Linked DNA regions of Homo sapiens: region 1 is linked to region 2. Evidence: chromatin loops called from intact Hi-C (ENCODE). Cell type or tissue: HCT116. All regions are shown on one strand. Links, peaks and the distances in the headings refer to the core of each region. The heading gives the core; the rest is flanking DNA.

Region 1 (11,428 bases), core at 2,196-10,195, 96 kb after region 2:
CAAGACCAGCCTGGCCAACATGGTGAAACCCTGTCTCTACTAAAAATACAAAAAAAAAAAAATCAGCTGGGCCTGGTGGTGTGTGCCTGTAATCCCAGCTACTCGGGAGGCTAAGGTAGGAGAATTGCTTGAACCAGAACCTGGGAGACGGAGGTTGCAGTGAGCCTAGATCATGCCACTACACTCCATCCAGCCTGGGCTACAGAGCGAGACTCTGTCTCAAAAAAAAAAAAAAAAAAAAAAAAAAATTAATCCTGGCTCTTCCACATAAGCGCTATGCAGGGCCAAGGCTCATTTCCTCCAAGCCTCAGTTTCCTGGTCTATAAAGTGGGATGTAATCTGGACCCCAAGAGGTGGCTGGGAAGATGGAGTCAGATCATGTACAGAACACACTGAGCAGGGTGCCTGGTTTCCTACAGCACTGATCCTCAAGCAGATAAAGGACCACTGCTAGTTGATTATGCTTTAATATTCCTTACAGGTTATTTGATACTTATCGATATGCAGCCTTATCCATTTATGTTTGATGTTTGGGTGGATGATGATGATGAAATGGCTTTTGTGGCCTCCTGTTGTCAGGGAAAGGCACCAGTGCTTCCAGCCCAGCCATCGCCCTCACTTGACTTAGCTGCCTCTCATGCTTCTAGCGAGAGAGAAAACACACATATTGATCTCTCCTCCATCACTTCGACGTCAATTACCTAATGCTTGCAAATGGGGAGAAAACACAGAACGCAATCAATCTACTTATTTTGGAAACTCTGCCCCCCTTCCCCTCCTACATGCACATACCCTTCTCAGTGCAAACTGCTGAGCCCATGTTTCTCAATGACTTTCCTTGAAGTGACAGGAATTCTGCTGATTCTAGGAACAACTCTTTTTCTTTTACTAAAGCATTTATTAAACTGGTTAAACAGGCTAATCTCTGCTCCCTGGAGACCTTCCCTTCAAACCGTGCCTCTGGTGAGTCGGTGACACTTTGATGGCAGGTGACACTTGTGCGGCACTTACTCTATGTTAAGCACAGTGCTGACCACTTCACCCACCACACATTTACTCCCTGCAACAACCCCATAAGCAGGTACAGTCCTTATCCTCATTTTCAGATGAAGAAAGTGGCTCAGACAGAGTATGTTACACAAGAAACTGGATTTTGGCTGGGCACAGTGGCTCCCACCTGTAATCCCAGCACTTTGGGAGGCCAAAGCAGGCAGATCACGAGGCCAGGAGATCGAGACCATCCTGGCCAACATGGTGAAACCCTGTCTCTACTAAAAATACAAAAATTAGCCGGGCATGGTGGTGCACACCTGTAGTCCCAGCTACTCAGGAGGCTGAGGCAAGACAATCGCTTAAACCCGGGAGGCGGAGGCTGCAGTGAGCAGAGATCACACCACTGAACTCCAGCCTGGGCAACAGAGTGAGACTCTGTCAAAAAAAAAAAAAAGGAAAAAAGAAAGAGAGAGAGAGGAAAGAAAGAAAGAAAAGAAAAGAAAGAAAGAGAAAGAAAGGAGAGAAAGAGAAAGAAGAAAGAAAGAAAAAGAAAGAAAGAAAGAAAGAAAGAAAGGAAAGAAAGAAAAGAAAAAAAGAAAAGAAAGAAAGAAAAGAGAAAAAGAAAGAAAGAAAGAAAGAAAGAAAGAAAGAAAGAAAGAAAGAAAGAAAGAAAGAAAGAAAGAAAAACTGCATTTCGGAGATACCTTTTCAACTCCAGAGCCGAAACTCAACACTGAGTTTAACTTTATTTCATGTCTGAGCCTGAGTCCTGGAAACCAATTTGAGAAGAGATTTGTGTCCAGGAGGCTTAGTGAGCCATGCTGTCACAGTACACCCCTTTGCATCAGGGCCCAGAGATTATCGAGGCAGAATTACTCCCAGTACCCTGCTCTGGAAGTATAGGTTGCTTTCTCTTTCTGGAGGGCAAGTTGGCAATAAGCATCAGACGTTTTAAAAGTTATCCAACTCATCCCTCCTTATGCACCATAGTTTTTTATTTTTATACAAAAGTTTTTTGGTCTTCCTAATCAGGGGGAAAAATCATTATTGGTGGAGTATCTTACACATATTCAGATGTCATACTCGGGTGTCATCGCAACGCTGCCTTGTACTAGCAGTGCCACCTTGGAGGTGTCATTTTTGCTGCCTATATCTGGTTCCCATATGTTTACAATGGTGGTAATAATAATAATACTGACCTTATGAGGAGTTTCTGTGGGGGTGAAATGAGTTAAAAGAGCAAAGTGCTTAAAACTGCCTGGCCCCATGTGAGTGCCACATAAGAGGTAGTTAGCTATTTTCCTCATTCACACTGTAGGCCCATTTTGGGACACTGGTTCCTCTTGAGTCTGATTTTTGCTCACCAAGGCAGAAGTCCAGGTGGTTTCCACCCTGGGACAATCCATGATATGCCCCTTCTCATTCAAGTCCCTTCCAGTTCGGGGCCACTCCAGCTCAGAAGCCCCATGCCCCTCTCTGGGCGGGTTTTACTTAAGTGCTGAGCCAGGGCTGTGGTTCTATGAGGTCAGGATAAGGTTAAGGACACAGTTAGCTGGAGTGGAAACAAGAGGTGCATTGCAACATAGCATAAAACCAGCTCCCAGAAGAGGAAGCAATTGTATTTTAACGAGAAAGGAATGAGTTTTTGTCGGGAAACCAGCCCATTTCGGGAAACCAGCCCATTTCGCAAAAATCTCAGTAAAATCTTGGTACAGTCATTGCTTTCTCAACAGCAAACAGTTAATCAGGTTCTGTGTCTCCCCCCACCCACCACCACCATGATCTTTAAGAAGGCTCCAAGGAAATTCAAATTAAATTCTTGACAAAGCATTCGTTTCTCTGCAGCCACTGTGGAAGAGCAGAAAAAGCTCAGGTCACAACCCTGGCTTTTATTCCTCCTTTCCACTTATTATGTTGTTACTTCCACTTTGTGGACCTTAGTTTCTTTAAGAGCTTGAGGAGAGGAGAATAAGACAATAAATGGAAATAACCTAAAATGCCTTTATAATGAGATTTATGCAAATGCAAACTATTAATAGTATTAAATCAAAAGACACATCCTATGTTCAATAAGTACCAAGAGGCTGTGGCAGAGGCATTTTCTGCTCACCAAAGTCCACTTGTTCTCCCGTGTGTTCCAGCCCCCAGCAGTTAGTTGGGGTCATGTGACTAGTCCTGGACAATGGGTTATCAGTTGATGTGATCTGCGTCGCTTCCCAAAGCATTGAAGAGCCAGCACTTCATCTTCCAGTTCCTCTCTTTTCTTGCCCTGATGACTGTGAAGACCATTTGTTGGGATCTTGGTGTGTTCATCAAGCTGGGTCCCTGAGTCAGTGTGTGGAGCAGAATCCCTACTGACCTTCACGAGACAAGTAGCATGAGTGAGAAATAAGCTCTTGTTTTGAAAAGCCACTCCGATTTCAGGATTAAGCTGTTGCTCTAACAGAACCTACCCTACTCTCACTCAATAGGTAAATGAATTCAGATGGATTTTGCTCTACAAACTCAAAAATCAAAGTAACATAGCATTGGTTTATTTTTCAAAAGTCCAATCACTTTGGACTCTAGGCCCTCTTTTCTGTTTGGTTGGCTAGAAATTTAGTCTGAGTCATCACTGGAGCTCCTTACCCCAAGCCCCTCATGTTGGGTCAATGTCCTTAGGGTGTCTGGGAGCACATTTGAGGAGGACCCATAGTCCATGTTCCATCACCTGGTCTCGTGCAGGTGGGTGGCACTGTTGGTTCTGCATCAAGTTCAAGCACAGGATTATTGGCTGAGACTCGGTTTCTGGTGCCTAAAATGAGTCTTTCTCTGCACACACCTAACCGTTCCCCAGCACATTGGATCACCTCCAAGAAACAGGCCAGACACAGACCCCAGTCAACTCTCCTTTCCTAACCTTGGAGTCTCTTCATGCTTCCCCAAAATTCTGTGCTTCTTTATGCACTTTCACATTCTCTGTTAAATCCCCCTGCCTAGCAAATGCCTTCACTGAGCCTAGACATGTTTTTTTTTTTTTTTTGAAACAGAGTCTCGCTCTGTCACCAGGCTGGAGTGCAGTGGCGCGATCTCTGCTCATTGCAACCTCTGCCTCCCGGGTTCAAACAATTCTTCTACCTCAGCCTCCTGAATAGCTGGGACTACAGGCACCTGCCACCACGCCCAGTAATTTTTTTTTTTTTTTTTTTTTTTTTTTTGGTATTTTTAGTAGAGACAGGGTTTCACCATGTTCACCAGGATGGTCTCGATCTCTTGACCTTGTGATCCGCCTGCCTCGGCCTCCCAAAGTGCTGGGATTACAGGCATGAGCCACTGCACCTGGCCGAGCCTAGACATTTTTAAAAATCCAAGGAAGGAGTGAGAGAAGCCTGGCTACCTGTCTAAACTTCCCCTTGGTCCTGGATCCTAAAAACACTCTGAGGCAAGGAACACAAAGGCCCAGCTATCTTCTGAGAACAGGGGTGGGTAAAATTCCGGAAGAACAAAAAACACATTAATATCTCAATAAATTATCCTACCACATGGGTGACTGGTCATGCTGAGGAGGAAAGGAGGCCAACATTTGCTATCATTCTCTTGGTTTGCAAATCAGGTGGAAAAATAATACCACGCAAATTAGCACTAGCTCACAGGCCAAGGACTTGAAAGAATTTAATCTGAGTGAGCCACAAGGAAATTTGCTTATGAACCATGAAAATATGTGCCCCAGCCTAACCCCGTATTGTACCCACCTACATGCAGATTCCCCAACATTCAAATCCATCTCTCTTTCAAATGCCCATGCCTGTATGATAGGCAGTAAGGCAGAATTCAGACACTTTTGAAAATAAATATATTCTGGTAAACCTTTGATTATTAGAGGACCCAGGGGGTGGATTTTTAAAGCTCCTGCTTTGTCTTGGTTCTCTCAGAGTATTGCCTTTACACCACGTTTCTTCTTTTTGCATTCAGGAAAATGGTAGAGGAAAGAGAGGACACCTGTCTATCCAATGTCACTTGCTAATAGTGTGCGTGTGTGTGTGTGTGTGTGGTGTGTGAAATATATATTTATTTATTTTAGGATTACACAGTTGGAAGATTGAAAAGCACCACAATGATGACATTTAAATAAATCAATATTGCATCTTTTGCAACTAACACGTGTGTTAGTGTTTTATCAATATGCTTGTTAGGTTGGTAGAAGTCTGACAACTAAATGCTTGCTGACTCAAATTGGTTTTCTTTTTTTAAACAATTAAGTAACATTTTTAATTTTTGGCTGTGCAGAAGCTATAGAAGGAGTGGAGAGGCTCTGAGGAAGGCTTTTACGCGTCTATGGAAAATATTAAATTACACCGAGTGCAAAATCCATCAGAGCAATTTTCAGGCCATCATCAGAGGATTAAGTGCTTTATTTGCTCATTATTCTATGGCTCTAGCCCAGGATTTCTAACTCAGCATTACTGACATTTGGGGCCAGATCATTTTCTCTTGTGCAGAGCTGTCCTTTGCATTGGAGAATGTTTACAACAGCCCTCAGCACTCTCCCCACCAACTATGACAACCAAATATGTCTCCAAACATTGCCAAATGTCCCCTGAGGGGTAAAATCGCCCCCAGTGGCGAACCACTGGTCTACAGCAGGGAGGCAACAGTTCTGCAGAAAGGGAGATTCTGCAGCTGCAAGGCCCCTGTGCTGCGTGAATCATCACATCACAATTAGGTTGAGGAGCTCCGCAGTCCAGCTTTAATATTTCATGTTTCCCAAAATGTGTCATGTACCATGCAGAATAGAGGGGAATTGGTGTGTGCTACGTAAGGAAATGGTTTAAGAGATGTCCTCTGAGCAGGAGCCGTCATGGCAGGACTTCTGCAAGCCTTGACTGTCTTTCTGCACATGGTCACTCCCCTCAGAGTGGTCACCGTTGGCAGCTCTTTCTAAGTTTATTTGTGTGGAGCTAGATGTTTTGGATCTTAGCTCTATAGCCAAAACAAGAATCTGGGAAACTTGGCCCGGATAGAAGGCATCTGCTAGTTCCCTGACTGGACTCTGGGGACTCTTAGATGAGGGATCATTCTTTCATTCTTCTCCAGGGTGTCTGAAAGTTGTTGTGAGGGTAGATAAGCAGACTTTTTACTATAGACAGAGTCCCAGCTCCTAGAATGTCCCTCCTGGCCTGCCCTAGGCAACTAGCTCAGCCTGGGGCCATTTTGACTCAGAGCTGTTAGGCTATTCAAAATGAACAGGGCTGAGCAAAATCAACAGGGCAAGTCTAGCCACTTTGATAAAACCATTTAAAACAATCATATTTTGATTCCTAATTTTTTCTCAGATTTGCTCATCAGTTAAGCAAGTCGTTTTGTCCCTAGGTCCCCAACTACATGTAACTAACGTTTTCTGTAGTACCCACCACTAAGTGTCTGAAAGGTGTCTACAGCGAGGATCTCCCTGCCCAGACTGAGCACCCTCACAGCATTTATGGACTTACAGGTCTCTCTCCCTGGGGAGGAGGCTGGGACAGTCAGAAGGGAGCCTTGGGCTCAGGGCTGCAGCATGAGGAGCCAGGAGGTGCCAGATGGACCATGATGCAGTCAGCACGTAGGGTCATGATGAAGAGCTTGGCCTAGGAAGCCAGTCGGCCAGGTCCAAATCACTGCACTGTGCCTGCCACTCACCAGGCAGGTGACCTTGAGCTAGCTCAAGTCAGTCTCCTCATCTATAAAATGGGCTAACAATGGACCTGTCTTATGGGGCTGTTGTGAAGAGTCATGAGCCAGCACATGTGAAGTCTTCATAAAAGGTGCTGGCAGAGAGCCATGGCTCCAGAAATGGTGACAATTATTACATGTGAGGTGTGGGGGATTGAAGCAAAGAGTGCTTGAGGCAGGTATGGGGGCAGGGTCTAGAGAGCCAGAGAGGACCATGGCACTACGAATTTGGAGCTGGCTGAGCACTGGGCTTTTGTACTCTTATGGGAGCTTGTTCCATTGGCTGGCCAGACCCATTTAAAGGGCTCAGCATGCAGCCAAGTTTCAGAATTCGGGATGAGATGAAGAAGCAAGAACCTCTCTCCAGCCTAACACCATCCACTTCCCCAGGGTTAGCTCCTGGGCAAGGGAAAGGCCATTCTTAGGGGGCGCCCTTTGGACTTGGTTCTCAGAAACAGCAGTGCCTAAACATCACGCCCTGCCCGGTGGCAGCTGTAACTGCCAATGGCTGATTATGTGTGTGTGTGTGTGTGTGTGTGTGTGTGTGTGTGTGTGTATAATATAAAATATACAATATATAAAATATAAAATATATATAATATATAAAATATATAATATATAAAATATAAAATATATAATATATAATATATATAATATAAAATATAAAAATATAATATATAAATATAAAATATATATAAAATATAATATTCTATATTATATTTTATATATAATATAGAATATATTATATATAATGTATAAAATATAGAATATATTATATAATATATAAAATATATATTATATAATATATAAAATATATATTATATAATATATAAAATATATAATATCTAATATCTATAATATATAATATATAAAATATATTATATATAATATATAAAATATATAATATATAAAATATATAATATATATAAAGTGAAGACATATATATATAAAATATATATATATATGTAAAGTAAAGTGAACCTGTGTTGGCCAGGTTGGTCTTGAACTCTTGGCCTCAGGCAATCCTCCTGCCTTGGACTCTCAAAGTGCTAAGATTACAGGCATGAGCCACTGTGCCTGGCCTGCTTGTATATTTGTAAAAGCCACCAGAACACATTATTACAAACTGACTGGCCTAAAACAACATAAATTTATTGTCTTACATTTCTGGAGGCCAGAAGTCCAAGCTCAAGATGTATGCAAGGCTGTGTCCCCTCCTGAGGCTCTAGGCGAGAATCCATTTCTTATCTCTTTCAGCTTCTGGTGACTCCAGGAATTTCTTTTTTAAAAAAATATTGATACATAATAGTTGTACCTATCGACTAGTGGCCACCTCATGCCAGTCTCTGCCTCTGTGGTCACATTGCCTCATCCTCTTTTCTCTGTCTTCTTGTCTATGTGTCTGTTTTATAAGGGTTCTTGTAATTACATGTAGGGCCCACCCAAATAACCCAGGATCATCTCTCCATCTCAAGATTCTTACTTTAATCATATCTGCCAGCCCATCTGGACACATAGGGTATGTACAAGCCCAGAGATTAAGACGCAGATCTCTTTGGGGGCACCATTATTCAGCCTACCCCAGGGACCATCCTAGGGAATGCCAAATAGAGCTCTTGACTTCACCTTGGTAAGCAGAACTCAGGTAACTGGGAAATTAAGCAGAAGTTGGAAATAATTCTTCACAGTATTCCTTCCCCTTTGTAAAGGATAAAGTTACCAGTACTGAGTCCCAGAAGTCACAGTAACAATAACTCACATGATGTTACGGTTTGAATGCTTGTCTTCTCCAAAATTCATGTTAAAACTTAATCTCCAATGTGGCAATGTTGAGAAGTGGGGTCCTTAAGAGGTGATTGAGTTATGAGGGCTCTACTGTCATGAATGGATTAACTCATTTATGGATCCATGGATTAACAGATTAACGGGTTATCGTGGGAGTGGGTCTCATGGTGCTATAAGAAGAGGAAAGGAAACCGGAGCTAGCACACTCAGCCCCCTCGCCATGTGATGCCCTGCACCACCTCAGAACTCTGCAGAGGATCGCTTAGGCCTAGGAGTTTGAGACCAGCCTGGGCAACATAGGGAGATCCTGTCTCTATAAAAATAAACAAAATTAGCCGGGCATGGTGGCACACGCCTGTGGTCCCAGTTACTTGGGAGGCTGAGGTGGGAGGATCACTTGGGCCTAGAAGGTTGAGGCTGCAATGAGCCATGATAGCTCCACTGCAGTACAGCCTGAGTGACAGAGTGAGACCCTGTCTCAAAAAAAAGAACTCTAGAGAGAGTTCCCACCACCAAGAAGGGTCTCATCAGATATGCCCCTCAACCTTGGACTTCCCAGCCTCTAAAACTGTAAGAAATAAATGTGGTCAGGTGTGGTGGCTCACACCTGTAATCCTAGCACTTTGGGAGGCTGAGGCAGGCGGATCACCTGAGGTCAGAAGTTCAAGACCAGCCTGGCCAACATGGTGAAACTCTGTGTCTACTAAAAATACCAAAAAAATTAGCTGGGCTGGGCATGGTGGCTGGCACCTGTATTCCCAGCTACTTGGGAGGCTGAATCACTTCAACCCAGGAGGCAGAGGTTGCAGTGAGCCAAGATCACACCACTGCACTCCAGCTTGGGCGACAAGAGCTTAACTCTGTTGAAAGAAAAAAAAAGAGAAAAGAAAGAAAGAAAAGAAAGGAAGAAAGGAAGAAAGAAAGGAGGGAAGGAGGGAGGGAAGGAAGGAAGAAAAGAGAGAGAAAGAAAGGAAAGAAAGGAAGGAAAGAAGGAAAAGAGAAAGAGAGGGAAAGAAAGGAAAGAAAGGAAGGAAGGAAGGAAAGAAGGAAAAGAGAAAGAGAGAGAAAGAAAGGAAAGAAAGAAAGAGAAAGAAAGAAAGAAAGAAGAAAGAAAGAAAGAAAGAAAGAGAAAGGAAAGAAAGGGAAAGGGAGAAGTGTTATTTCTTATAAATTGCCCAGTTTCAAGTATTTTGTTATAAAGCAACAAAAAACAGGCTAAGAAACATAAACTTTAATTCATTTAATCCTCACTAAAATTCTATAAGGTGGGTACATTTATTATCCTGACTTTTCACATGAGGTGAGGCGCAGAGAGGTTAGATAACTTGCCCTAGGTCACACAGCTGTGAGTGGCAGAGCCAGGACTCGGGATGAGGGATCTGCCTCTCCCACCCTTTCCCCTTTCTAGATTCACAAACCCATCACTAATGGTGACTCTGATTTACAGATACAGCAGCATTTACCACCTATCACCTGCTCCTTAAAATCAAGCTTTGATTCATGAGCTAGCTGAAGCAGATAATCTTTCAGGGCTGGAAGGACAGCCTCCAAAGCGGGGGTGCATTTCTCTTTGGGGAGGTGACATGAGAAGGAATTGGGAGCTCACTTTGGGGTCTAGCAGATCACTGCAGCTCCGGCCCACTCACATTGCCTCAGAGCTTTGTTTGGACTTCCCTTGGCCTCTAGGACACAGAGATAAATGGGCGAGGAGGCAGATGAACAGAAAGGGAAGCAATGAGAAATATGTTTTTTGAGCCCATGAGATGGAGCGGTGGGAAGAAGTCAGTCAACAATTCTTAAAACAAAAATAAATAAATAAATAAATAAAATTAAAAAGAAAACAGAAACAATTCTTCAGCCTGCTTATGACAACCCATAGAATTCTGATGATGAGTCAGCTCGTTCTGCTGAAGATGCATTTTGGGGAGAGTTGATCGTTCTGCATAATTCTATCATGAACACAGGCAGCCGGCACAAACGCAGTGCTGAGGTTTCAGAAATGAAGCCCATTCCAACAGTGAACACCAAAAAGCCATTTCCAAAAGCCCATGCCCTTCTTGGCCCAGTTACTACTACTCAGTGTTACTGCTCTGATGGTCTCATACTCAGAAACTGGTTAGAAGAATCAAGAAAGTCCATTGGATAAGGACCCAGACTTAATGTCTCTGAAAGTGCTCAACAAATACGCCTGGATTGTGAATTGCACAATTGCCTGTCAGAGGCAGATTTACCATGAAGCTGATGAAGCCTCAGCCCACTTCCCCTCACTTCCCCTGTGGGTGCTGAATGCTGTGGAGTTGAGAAGGGAGCCAGGTTATGATCAAGAAATATTTCTACATACAGCTGGGCACTGTGGCTTACACCTGTAATCCCAGTACTTTGGGAAGTCAAGGCAGGTGAATGGCTTGAGCCCAGGAGTCCAAGACCAGCCTGGGCAACATGGAAAAACCCTGTCTCTACAAAGAAATAAAAATAAAAATAATAGCCAGTTGTAGTGGAATGCACCTATATTCCCTGCTACATATATATATATATATATATATATATATATATATATATATATATATATATATATGTATGTATATACACACACATATATATACACACACACACATATATATATTTCTACATAAGTTTGATATCTCAGAAAAAAGCCTTCAAGTCACCAGTAATTTATTGATTCTTTTTCATTCTAAATAAACCTTTACTCTCATACCTGGTTTTGTATTCGTAATTTTGTACTCTTTTGCTTAAAGATGGTCCTCCAAATTGTATTAGCTTCAGGTCTCACAAAACCTGAATCCTTCCGTGTCACAGGAGAAATAGAACAGTATGAAGGAGGATTCTTCCAAATTCATCACAGCCATGGGGAAAAAAAAGAAAAACAACCTTGAGAAAATGTTCTTTCTAGGACCCACGTCAAGGATAAGAACACTGAAAGAGACATATGGATCAAACAGAT
Region 2 (11,428 bases), core at 1,909-9,908:
TACTATTATCATGCCCAGTCTTCCATAATGATGCACCTTGGTAGGCTGAAATGTCTCTGAGGTGCAGGCCTTTAATGAAGATCTTAGTCCAAGAGATATAATTTGACTAGTCTGCCATGAAGTGCTCACCGACTCAGCTAGGCTTTGTCCCAACTTGCACTGACCTCCCTGCCCCCTAAGGATGCAGTCTGCTTGGCTCTCTTCCATTTTCCATGGTACAGGTACCCGACTGTCTCTTTCTGCTTAGCTCCACCTGCCCATTCTTTGTATAACAATAGCATCACAGTCAAACACAAACAAGAATATTGGCAAAATATCCTTATCCATATCCACATGGGCAAGAAAGTGATTAAAATGTCATTCAGTTGAGAATAAAGTTGCTTTAAAATGTAGTTGTTGGCTGGGCACAGGGGCTCATGCCTGTAATCCCAGCACTTTGGGAGGCCAAGACGACTGGATCACCTGAGGTCAGGAGGTCGAGACCAGCCTGGCCAACATGGTGAAACCCCATCTCTACTAAAAATACAAAAATTAGCTGTGAATGGTGGTGCATGCCTGTAATTCCAGCTACTTGGGAGGCTGAGGCACAAGAATCGCTTGAACCCAGGAGGTGGAAGTTGCAATGAGCCGAGATCGCGCCACTGCACTCCAGCCTAGGCAACAGAGCAAGGCTGTCTCAAAAAAAAAAACAATGAAAAAAATAAAAAATAAAACAAAAATAAAATATGGTTGTCTTAAGTTTTTACACATGCTGAAGAATTTGGAGCTTCATTCTGACCTTTTTCCATATACAAAGGAGCCTGAAAATTCTCCTAGACGTTTCATAAGAGTTTGCAGTATAGCAAGGATCTTGACTTGAACGGAAGCTGTGTTTCCCTGAGGTGTCAGGTATGTGAAGGTATCACTGGGGTCCAGTGAGCACATGAGATTGATCAAATAAAAGGTCTCAATCATTGGGAAATAAGAGGCCGTTTTTGGCATAGCGTGGGAGTCTGTCACTCAGATCAACTCTTCAAGAATTTATGCCCGGGTCCTAGGAAGAAGGGAGTCACAAGTGAAATGATGGGAATTCTATGACATGGTGAGGCCATGACAGCACTGGTCCGGAACCGAGGCCTGGGAACACACAATGGGAAGAGACAGGGGACCCTCTTAGATAGAAAACAGGAGCAACTTTGTTCCTCAGAGGTATGAGCAAATTAGCAGTGCCAACTTGTGTGCTTTGACTCTCTCAACCCAGACCCCATTTCTTTTAGAACACCTCCCCACCCCCATTCCTTATCTAGTCTTCAGAGATAATTGACAATCCATATCTATGGAGGATCACCACCCCTTTCTTACTTTTCCAGGAAGGATCCTTGAAGCACTTGAGTAGAAAGAGCACACATATTCAATGAGTCCTGCTCTGAAAACAGAGGGCCTCTAACATGGGACTCCAGACCCAGAAAGCCAGGAAGATAGTGCCAGGTTTGGGAAGAGGGATGGAGAATCCTGAGTTCCAGTCCTAGCTTTGCCACTGACAGATGGACGACTTAGGCAGGAAATTGCTTCCCCTCTCTGGGGCTTCTGTTATTTCGTACGGCTGCTTGCCATGAATCTCCTCCAGGGGACTCTCTGGGTCTGGAATTCATTCTTTTGAAAGGTAGTCTGGGATCTCCAGGCTCTGGAAATACCTGCATGGCTGGGGAGCGACTGCACGGGAAGGTACAGGATTTCCCGAGTTCACAGTTGCAGACTCACTATGCCATGCAGGCTCATCTGCCACAGAAGTTGGAAAAAAGTGTCAAACATGCATCATCGTATATTCCCACATCATTCAGCTGATTTGCCTCCAATCCGGATCCAATGACCTGTCTTACTGCTCTGGGCTCCACTTTAAGGTGGAGAGTTTCGCATCTGGAAAGTGAACAGCCAGGGCCTGCAGGGAAGTTCATCATTCTTTTCAATTTGTTAAAATCATACCACCCCTATCTCCCTCCCTTCGGGGCTGGCCAGTCTTTCTCACCTTCCCTCCTGAAACTGCAAACAACATATATTCAGAAGCGAAGTGATAGATTAGTGCAATGAACTGAATGTTTGTGTCCTCCCCAAATTCACATGTTGAAACCCTAATCCCCAGTAGGATGGTTTTGGGAAGTGAGGCCTTTGGGAAGCAATCAGGTCATAAGGAGTGCTCATGAACAGGATTAGCGCCCTTATAAAAAGAGACTCCAGAGAGCTCTCTACCATCTTCCTGCCACATGAAAACACAATGAGAAGTTGACCATCTGTAACCCGGGAGAGGCCCTTACCAGAACCCAACCACGCCGGCACGCTGATCTCCGACTTCCAGCCTCCAGAACTATGAGAAACACATTTCTGTTGTTTATAAGACACTCAGTCTATGGTACTTTGTTACAGTACCCTTGGCAGACTAAAACAATCAATGGGTTATGATGCCTGAATGAGAAATAGAGCAGTTTAATTTGGAGCGAAGGGAAGTCAATGTGGGATCATTTTTGTAACAGGGAAGAACGAGCAGAGGACAGATCCTTCCTTATTTAACCACCTCCCATTCTTACCACTATGCTGTCCAGAGATGAAAATAGACAGTTAAATATTTGGTTAGTCAAGGAGGTGTTCACCCAGGAACAAAATCTCTTGTGTGTCATTTGCCTTAGTCCCCTAGATACTGACCTCCAGTCTCAAACAAAAGGAAATGAGGAACGGGAAAACGATGATAAGACAGGACTTGAACCTTAACTGCTGCTTCCTCAGGCCAGACGGAGCTGTCCTTAAATGCACTGTCCTACTGCTTGCTGGGTCACTGCTGTTATGTGCTTGCTGGCATTTGGGTCTGGTCTGGTATTGATTTAAGGGAAGGAAATAAGTCACAATTCCTTATGGGCAAAGATAATTGCAATGGGACTCGTTTTTCCTAACCAAAGTCTTTTCTTCATTGCCACTGGATTCAAAACGACTCCATCTCCACATTCTCCACCATGGCTGTCTCCCCAGAGTGGGCATTCCAGTCCCTGCCCTCTGGCCTTTAATGTGGCCATCAGCTAATCTTCGAAATCCTCCTCTTCCACCCTTCCCTAGATAGTTCCTGAGGCTTAAAAGAAATTTTTCCTTTAAAGCAACAACTCTATTGTCCAGATACAGGGCTTTGTACTTGCCTATTTGAAGTCTAATCTTTTCATTCATACTTTGATGAATAAAGTGGTCTATTATTTTTACATGTATAGAGAACTGGCCTAAAGGTACGGCCAACTCACAAGTTCTATTTGTAGACAATGGTAGTTGGTGAAGAATGTATCTATTCTCTCACAATGTTCCTTCCAGGCTGTAAGAAAAGCAAGTCTCAAACCAAATTTGTCCTATCGCATGGACATTTATTCAATAAATAATTATTGGCAAGCAGGCTCAACACAGTTCACGCAATCGTTTCCATAGACTCAAATGAACTTCCAGCTCTCTTTTGGGAACTATAAACATCACATTTATAGGACAAATTTTGTCAAGACAGACACAAAAACATACCAGAGGCAGGATTCAGTTACTCTCAGTTATCCTCGCAAGACTAGAAATGCTCCCAAGTCAGAGAATTAAGCCAAGGTCAGTGACCCAGCCTCAGGTTCATGGTCTAAGGGTACGTGTGACAATCTTGTAAGATGTTCATGCCCTGGTAATGGAAGGTAGTGGGTGTCTCTAAAATATTTTAGCCAACACACAAAACCTGAATGCTTTGATTTCTCCAATGAGAATGCATTTCTAATAATCGTTGTGCTAATTAACAAGCTATCATCTTCACCAATAAGAGTATTTCTAATATCACTCAAAGGAGTTAGCCAGCTTGCTTTAGGCAGACAGTAAGTGAAGGGTTCCCGGAGAAACTCCGACCCGTGTTTTGTGCAGATAAGGGAACTTGCACAGGGGGCTTGCCCTGCGCAACATGCCCGCAGTGGACTAAGGGCCTGCATGTGCACTGAAGGAATGCGGCAGAGCCACAAGGAATTCGCACCTTATACAACTAGGGAATCCAGCCCCATCAGCACGTATGTAAAAGCCCTTGTATTCAACTGTGAAGGGGACAACCAGGAACCTGCTTTCAGGACTTTTCTCTTTGCTGAGAGCTTTCCTTTTGCTTAATAAGTTCTACTTCACTCACTCTTCGAGTGTTCGCATGACTAATTTTTCCTGGTTGTGAGAGAAGAACCCGGACCTAGCTGAGCTAAGGAGAAAAAGATCCTGCATCATCACTATGCTATCTAGCAAAGCCTCGGATGTTGACCAAAATCTGGGTAACAGAGCACTGATAGTAACCGCATTGGGTATGGTACCTCTGACATAGCTAACTAGATATCCACACTCCCATCTCCATCTACCACCCTTTCCAATGTGAATTCTCATTTTGGGTGACTGGATGGATATAAAGTTAAAGCTTAAACTAACTGCCCATGCATAATTTTGCATAGTCTATGTTAAAATACTTTAAAGGAGAACATTGCAATGACTCCTTATAACTCAGCTTCTAAGTCACAGCCCAAATCAAGTCAATCCTAACTCCTTGAGTATTCTGCCTTACATATTATTTCATGTGCAATGCTGGATGCTTCCTATATCAAGTGTGTGCAGATGAAGAAAATACATGATGAATTTATAATGTTGTGGAGGCAAAGACATGTAAACGTATTATTTGAGGAGGGAGAAAACATGGAAGGATAAAACAGCAGCTAGTCACAAGACGTCAAATTGAAACATTGGCTTTGTGCTCTGCACATTTTTTAAAAATCTTAATCCAGTGACATCCTTGATATTAGAGGGCTATGGCTAGTTATGGGGACTGGTTAAGTTAAGGTATTAACCAACTGGATGAAAAGTATGTAGGTAAATTTTACTTCACATTTCAAAAAGTAAAATAATATGAAGAAAGGACATATTTAAGGGGAAAGATGAAGTGTTCTGTTTTATATGTTTTATTCATACTTTGGTGAATAAAGTGGTCTATTGTTTTTACATGTATAGAGAATTGGCCTAAAGGTTATGCCCAACTCACAAGTTCTATTTGTAGATAATGGTAGCTGGTGAAGAATGTATCTATTCTCTCACAATATTCCTTCCAGGCTGCAGGAAGGAACTATATGTGTTTTCTATGGAATATGGAAATGTTAGAGTCCAATGGATATTTGGATATGTAGAAGGAGACATTTTTTTCTGATTGGATAAACATAAGTTTTAATGCCAAAGAGAAGCAGTGTGTAAAAAGATAGAGAATGTAGGGGAATTTGAAGGTCAAGCACAGAAATTCCAGAGGACACAGGGTAAGGCTGAGTGGGAGAGAAAGAAAGGAAGAGCCAAGTGAGAGGAACAGTATGTGTAGGAAGGTAGCAGAGCATCTGCAGCCACATGGCAGAGACCAAGGCTGATGGTAAAGTGAGACATGGTATGACGACCGCATCTCAAGGTCTCAAAAGAGCTAGGAGGTAAAGCAACTTCATGGCAGTGAAGGGGTGAGTTTGCACACTCAATGGCGGGCTAGTGTATAGGGGCAGCAATTTATCCAAAAGCCCTATTTATACAGGCCCTGCCCTTGATCTGGGCAAGGGAGCTCCATCAGGATAAGATGTGATCTCTTTCCCAATCACGAGTTCTCTGCCACAATTACCTTGCTGGTCCAGTTACCTGGTTTCTACCTGACTCAGGTAGGAACACTCCTTCTTTGAACGATTGGGTTTTCTAATCCTAAAAACCACACTTGTATACTCAGTGTCATTATAAATATGCACCCACACCCGGGATGTTCCTCCATCTATCCTAATGGATGACTACATCCAAGGAAATATCCAGAAGTTTAAGAGCACCCAAGAAAGCAAACTTACACACAGGTATACCTTCTCTTTAAGTGGTACCTACTTATGGTTTTATCTGATAAATGAAATCACTGCATAGCCATTTGTGAAAAATGTGGAAAATATAAAAAAAGCACAAAGGATAGAATTAAAATCGCCCATTATCTGTACTCCTCTCTCAGAAGTAACTACCATATTACCATTTAAAACCTACTTCCAGACTTTTTTCTTCACACAGATAACTTATACATTTTATTAAAATGGATCTATTTGCATAATCATATACTCTGAATGTTTTTCTATGTTAGGAAATATTCTTCTACTAAAATAATGTCAATGGCTGCATGGTACAGATTAATTTTCCAAGTTTTCATTTTTATGAAACAAATTGTGCTTATTATGCCTGTAAATAAGTTTTTGCAGAAATTTATTCTTACTTCCTTAAGATGGGTTCCTATATATGGAATTGATAAATGAAAGCATATGTGCATTCATAAAGCTTTCAAGACATCACCAAATTACTCTGCAGAAACTCTAATATTCCCCCCCCATCAGAGGTATGGGAAAGAACCTTATTCCCTGTTCCCAAACCTTCCAATATTAAAGAAGTTCAGCCATACCAAATACACAAAGTGGCTATTTGCATTACAGAAGAAGCAATAATTACTAAGTAGTCAAGGGCACGGACTTTAGAATCAGATCGTCCTACACTCAGATGTGTAGTTCTATCACTTCTTATGTGAGAGATTTCCACTGGGTTATTCTAAAAGAAAAAGAAAAATGCCTTATTAAGGTATAATCACCATACAATCAATTGAACATATTTAAAGTATACAATTTCAACCATAAGAGAGCTGGCATGGCATACTAACATCAGACTAAACAGACTTTAAGATGAAGTATACGAGTTGATAAGTTTTGACACATGTACACAACTCATGAAACCGTCACCACAATGAAGATTGCAAACACATCCATCCCCCTCAAAAGTTTCCTTTTGGAATTTCTCCTTCCTGGTCTTCTCCAGTCCCAGCCCCAAGCAAGCACAGATCTTTCCGTCACTACAGATGAGTTTATATTTTCTAGAGTTTTGTATAAATGCCACAAAATAGCATGTACTCTTTCACCTTGCTTCTTTCACTCAACATAGTTTATTTTGAGATTCATTTATGTTGTCACATATGTCAATAGGAAACTGGTGACATCAGGGTACAATTGAGACTGGGAAGGTCAAGTGACTCAATGAACAGCATGTAATCAGGGCTTGGATGTAATATCAGGAGAACTGCAGAAATGAGTGAGAGCTCAGGGTACAGTGGTGAGGGGTGGCAGGGATGGGGTGGAGGGCGACACGTTCGCAAGCAGAAGACAGGGCTGAAAATCAAGCCTCAGAGCAGGACTCTCTTAGGGTGCACGGAATCATGTGAGCTCAAATCCACCCTACGTCACCACAAAAAGCAAATCAGAGTAAGTCCCTGGCATCTGTAAGAGTCTTTGCTTGCCAAAGGGGCAATCAATCTAATTCTAATTAGAGAATTAGAATTAGAACTATCTATGGACTTGCCAGGAAAGGCCCTTAACACTCTGATATCCATTCATTTCTTTTCAAAAATGGAATTCTTTGTAATTGACTGAGTTGAAATCACTGGAGTTATTTGTATTAACAAGCCCATACACATCTGGGAATTTTGCTTTATTCTATTACAGCCTATACAATGCTAATAAACATGCATTTTCTTCCAGCCTCCGAGCTACTTAAGAAAAATTAAAAGGACATATTTCACTGCAAACAATCCTCTTTGAATTGACATGGCAATTCTAAAGCTTTCCCTCGGTCCCCAAAAGTAATTACACCCAGTCAGGGAAAATAAATCTTTGTTTTCTAATTATAGAACAGATGTTTTCCAGAAACAATTACCCCTAAGCCACTAGTAAAAATAATATAACAAATTGATCTTTGATTTAGGAAACAGCTGTGTGATTCTACCAGCAACAAACACTTATTAGAAGAAAAAAAAAGAGTTGCAATTTATATGAACCAAATGTATTTCACATTTCCTGATTTTCCCAATTTCCCAGAATTCTGAGATTCCAGGAATCAAGAGCAAGAGCCAGTCACTGCTGTTTCTTTGAAAGCAGTGGAAGCCTGGGGGGCACTTTACTTTGGCCGAAGAGGAATTTCATGAGCTCACTCCTGTTGGATCTCAGGACCCTCGGTACATCTTACCTATTATCTTCCCTGTAAAGGTACTAACAATTTTCTCCAGGGTGGTTCTGACCAATCATTCACTCAACACTCAACTTCACTGAGCATCTACCATCTCAGGCACAGTGTCACTGGCCTGCTCTAACCCTTTCAGAGGTTCCCCTGTTGCCTGGTAAACTAAGCTAAGCATCAGTGCCTCACCTGAGAATTGGAGACCCTCCACAACACACGTACTCCTAGCACCCTTTCTTTTTTTTTTTTTTTTTTTTGAGACAGAGTCTTGCTCTGTCGCCCAGGCTGGAGTGCAGTGGTGCGATCTCGGCTCATTGAAACCTCCGCCTCCCAGGTGCAAGAGATTCTCATGCCTCAGCCTCCCAAGTAGCTGGGATTACAGAGGCGTGCCACCTCGCCCAGCTAATTTTTGTATTTTTGTATTTTTTAGTAGAGATGGGGTTTCACCATGTTGGCCAGGCTGGTCTCGAAATCCTGATCTCAGGTGATCCACCCGCCTCGGCCCCCCAAAGTGCTGGGATTACAGGCGTGAGCCACCGTGCCCAGCTGTGCTTCTTGCACCCTTTCCTATTCTTAGCTTCCACTCCTCTGTGCTCTTCTTACCTCTACTACTTCCCACTTTAAGTTGACTTCCAAGCTAGAGATAGTCACATTTTATGCCAGAAATTTCTTTCTTCAATTAACATATCTTAGGACCAATTGTCCTGCAGGAACATATATAATGTTTGGAGTATATACAGTTAAAAGCAAAATTATTCTTACAGATATGTAGCCATCAGTTTCCTCATTTTCACCATAATTTTGTCCAATTACAGAATTTTGTGAACCTAAGGTGTACCTACCATACTCTGTTTTATTTTTTCTCAACATTAGCTCTAATGCATTCTTCTAAATTACTATTACAGTTATCATAACCACTGCTTGGTCTCCTTCAGGCATTTTAATACATCTAGCTTTCCAAAGTTATTGACATTTTTAGGCACATTTTTTGTATCAGGCTTAGCACCTGCACAAAATAAAAGTCTAGATAATATTATTTCACACTATATAAAAGATTTAAAAATTATAATAACTGTAAATATTAAAATGGCAACACAGCAATCACCACGATCAGAATTTTCAATACCCATAAACAACAGATTGGTATCTGGACTAAATAATAGTGATGTGGAATAGTGAGTATTTTGCTTAACCAGGAAAAGATGCATCAACGTTTCACAAAAATTCAAACACATTTTATTATTCACTCAGCCCTCCAGCTTGGAAGTTATAGAATAAATTGGCTTTTTTTATTTGAGAAATGAGAATAATTCCACATTTGTACAGTAAATGAAACTCCATTAATATACCTATGCATCATATTTTCAAATTCCTCTAACTCAGGCTCACGTAAAATGAAACCACTTTGAAATTTTCTCCCTTAAATGTCCTCCCTCCTTCTCCCAACAATTTAGACCTGTCAGAATCTCACCAGTGTTTAAAGCCTAGATGACACAGAATTAATTTGCTTGTTGCTTAAATCCAGTAACATCTGAACTTCTATTACAGTAGTGTCTTATGTGAATGTGTCTGCTTTTCTTATCTCTTCCTATTCCTCCTTAGACTAGCTATTCCTTACAGACAACTAAGAAGTATCATACAGTTAGAGCCCTTAAACAGTTAGCACACAGCGCTTGATTGAGGAGGTGTTGAGGAAGTTTGCTGCCAGGTGTAGACCCAACCATGGGATTGCTGGATCACAGAACAGTTTTGGTTTTAATTTTTAAATTTTAATTTAACACCATACTGTTTTCCATAATGGCTATACTAATTTGCATTCCCACCAGCAGTATATAAAGGTTCCTTTTTCTCCACATCCTCACCAATACCTGTCATCTTTTCATGTCTTTGATAGTAGCAATTCTGACTAAGGTGATAGCTCACTGTAATTTTGATGTGCATTTCCCTGATAATTAGCAATGTTGATCATTTTTTCATACACCTGTTGGCCATTTGTATGTCTTCTTTTGAGAAATATCTATTCAGGTATTTTGTCCATTTTTTTAATTGGCTTATTTGGTTTTTTGTTGTTGAGTTGTTTGAGTCTTTATTTTATGTTTTTTCTCTGAAATGGGATCTTGCTCTGTCACCCAGGCTAGAGTGCAGTGGCACCATCATAGCTCACTGTAGCCTCCAACTCCTGGGTTCAACTGATTCTTCCGCCTCAGCCTCCCAAATAACTGGAACCACAGGTGCATGCCACTTCACTTGGCTAATCTTTAAATTTTTTGTAGAGATAGGGTCTCACTTTGTTCGCTGGTCTCAAACTCCTGGCTTCAAGCGATCATTCCACCTCAGACTGCCAGAGTGCTGGGATTACAAACATGAGCCACCACACCCAGCCTTGGATATTAACCCTTCATCAGATGTATAGTTTGCAAATATATTCTCCCATTCCGTAGGTTGTCTCTTTGCTCTGTTGATTGTTTTCCTTCCTGTGCAGAAGCTTCTTAGTTTGATTTAATTCCATTTGTATATATTTGCTTTTGTTGCCCATATTTTTGAGGTTTTATCCAAAAAAAATCCAAGGGAAATGAAATCAATATATAGAAGAGATATTTGTACCTCATGTTTATTGCAGCATTATTCACAATAGCCAAGATATGGAATCAACCTAAATTTCCATCAGTGGATGAATGGATGTAGAAACTGTGGCATATATACACAATGGAATATTATATACAGCCATAAAGCAGAATGAAATCCTGTCATCTGAGACAACATGGATGAACCCGGAAGACAATATGTTAAGTAAAATAAGCCAAGCACAGAAAAACAAATACCTCATGATCTCACTCATGTAGACTCTAAAACGTTGTTCTCATAGAAGTAGAGGGTATAACAGTGATTAACAGATAATAGGGAGTGGGGGGTGATGGAGAGAGATTGGTCAATGGGTACAAAACTTCAGTTACAAAGCAGAAATAAGTTCTGGTGTTCTATTGCATAGTAGCATAGTAGGATGACTACAGTTAATAATAATGCATTGTATATTTCAAAATAGCTAGCAAAGAGAATTTTGAATGTTCTCATCACAAAGAAATGATAACTGTTTAAGGTGATAGATATGTTAATTACCCTGATTCAATTAACACAATGTATACACCTATTGAAACATCACATTCTACCCCATAATTATATACAACTACTATGTGTCAACCATAAATTGAAAAAATAGAAACAAAAGAAAAAAATTGCTTTTCATTGAATCAAATATTAAATCAATGTTAATGACTAGTCTCCAAATGATCTAGCCTCAAAACTGTTTTTTTTGGTTCAGTCAGCAATAGTGAAAAATCATATATTTTCTAAGAAATAAGATTTGTTATAGTTTTAGTTT

The links. Peaks named below come from ENCODE experiments on the same cell type or tissue, not always from the same donor. Only the 100,000 strongest peaks of a DNase experiment are listed, where the experiment ranks them.
Region 1: it touches region 2 in a loop (2.1-fold over the local background); 2 of 110 quality-filtered maps call a loop at or near these places.

The regions. Positions count from the first base shown.
Region 1 is chr17:68,571,601-68,583,028 of GRCh38, reverse strand. All of the region lies in intron 1 of FAM20A (FAM20A golgi associated secretory pathway pseudokinase), which reads left to right. Among named protein-coding and RNA genes, the nearest start is that of FAM20A, 24 kb to the left of the region's middle. In HCT116, for the core only: no CTCF peak of the experiment used is centred there; a DNase peak (open chromatin) is centred at 7,096.
Region 2 is chr17:68,667,279-68,678,706 of GRCh38, reverse strand. LINC01482 (long intergenic non-protein coding RNA 1482) reads right to left here. Exons shown (of 5, transcript NR_110825.1): 3 at 6,541-6,594; 4 at 1,342-1,758; 5 at 1-1,116. Among named protein-coding and RNA genes, the nearest start is that of LINC01482, 45 kb to the right of the region's middle. In HCT116, for the core only: no CTCF peak of the experiment used is centred there; no DNase peak of the experiment used is centred there; H3K27me3 peaks cover 471 bases.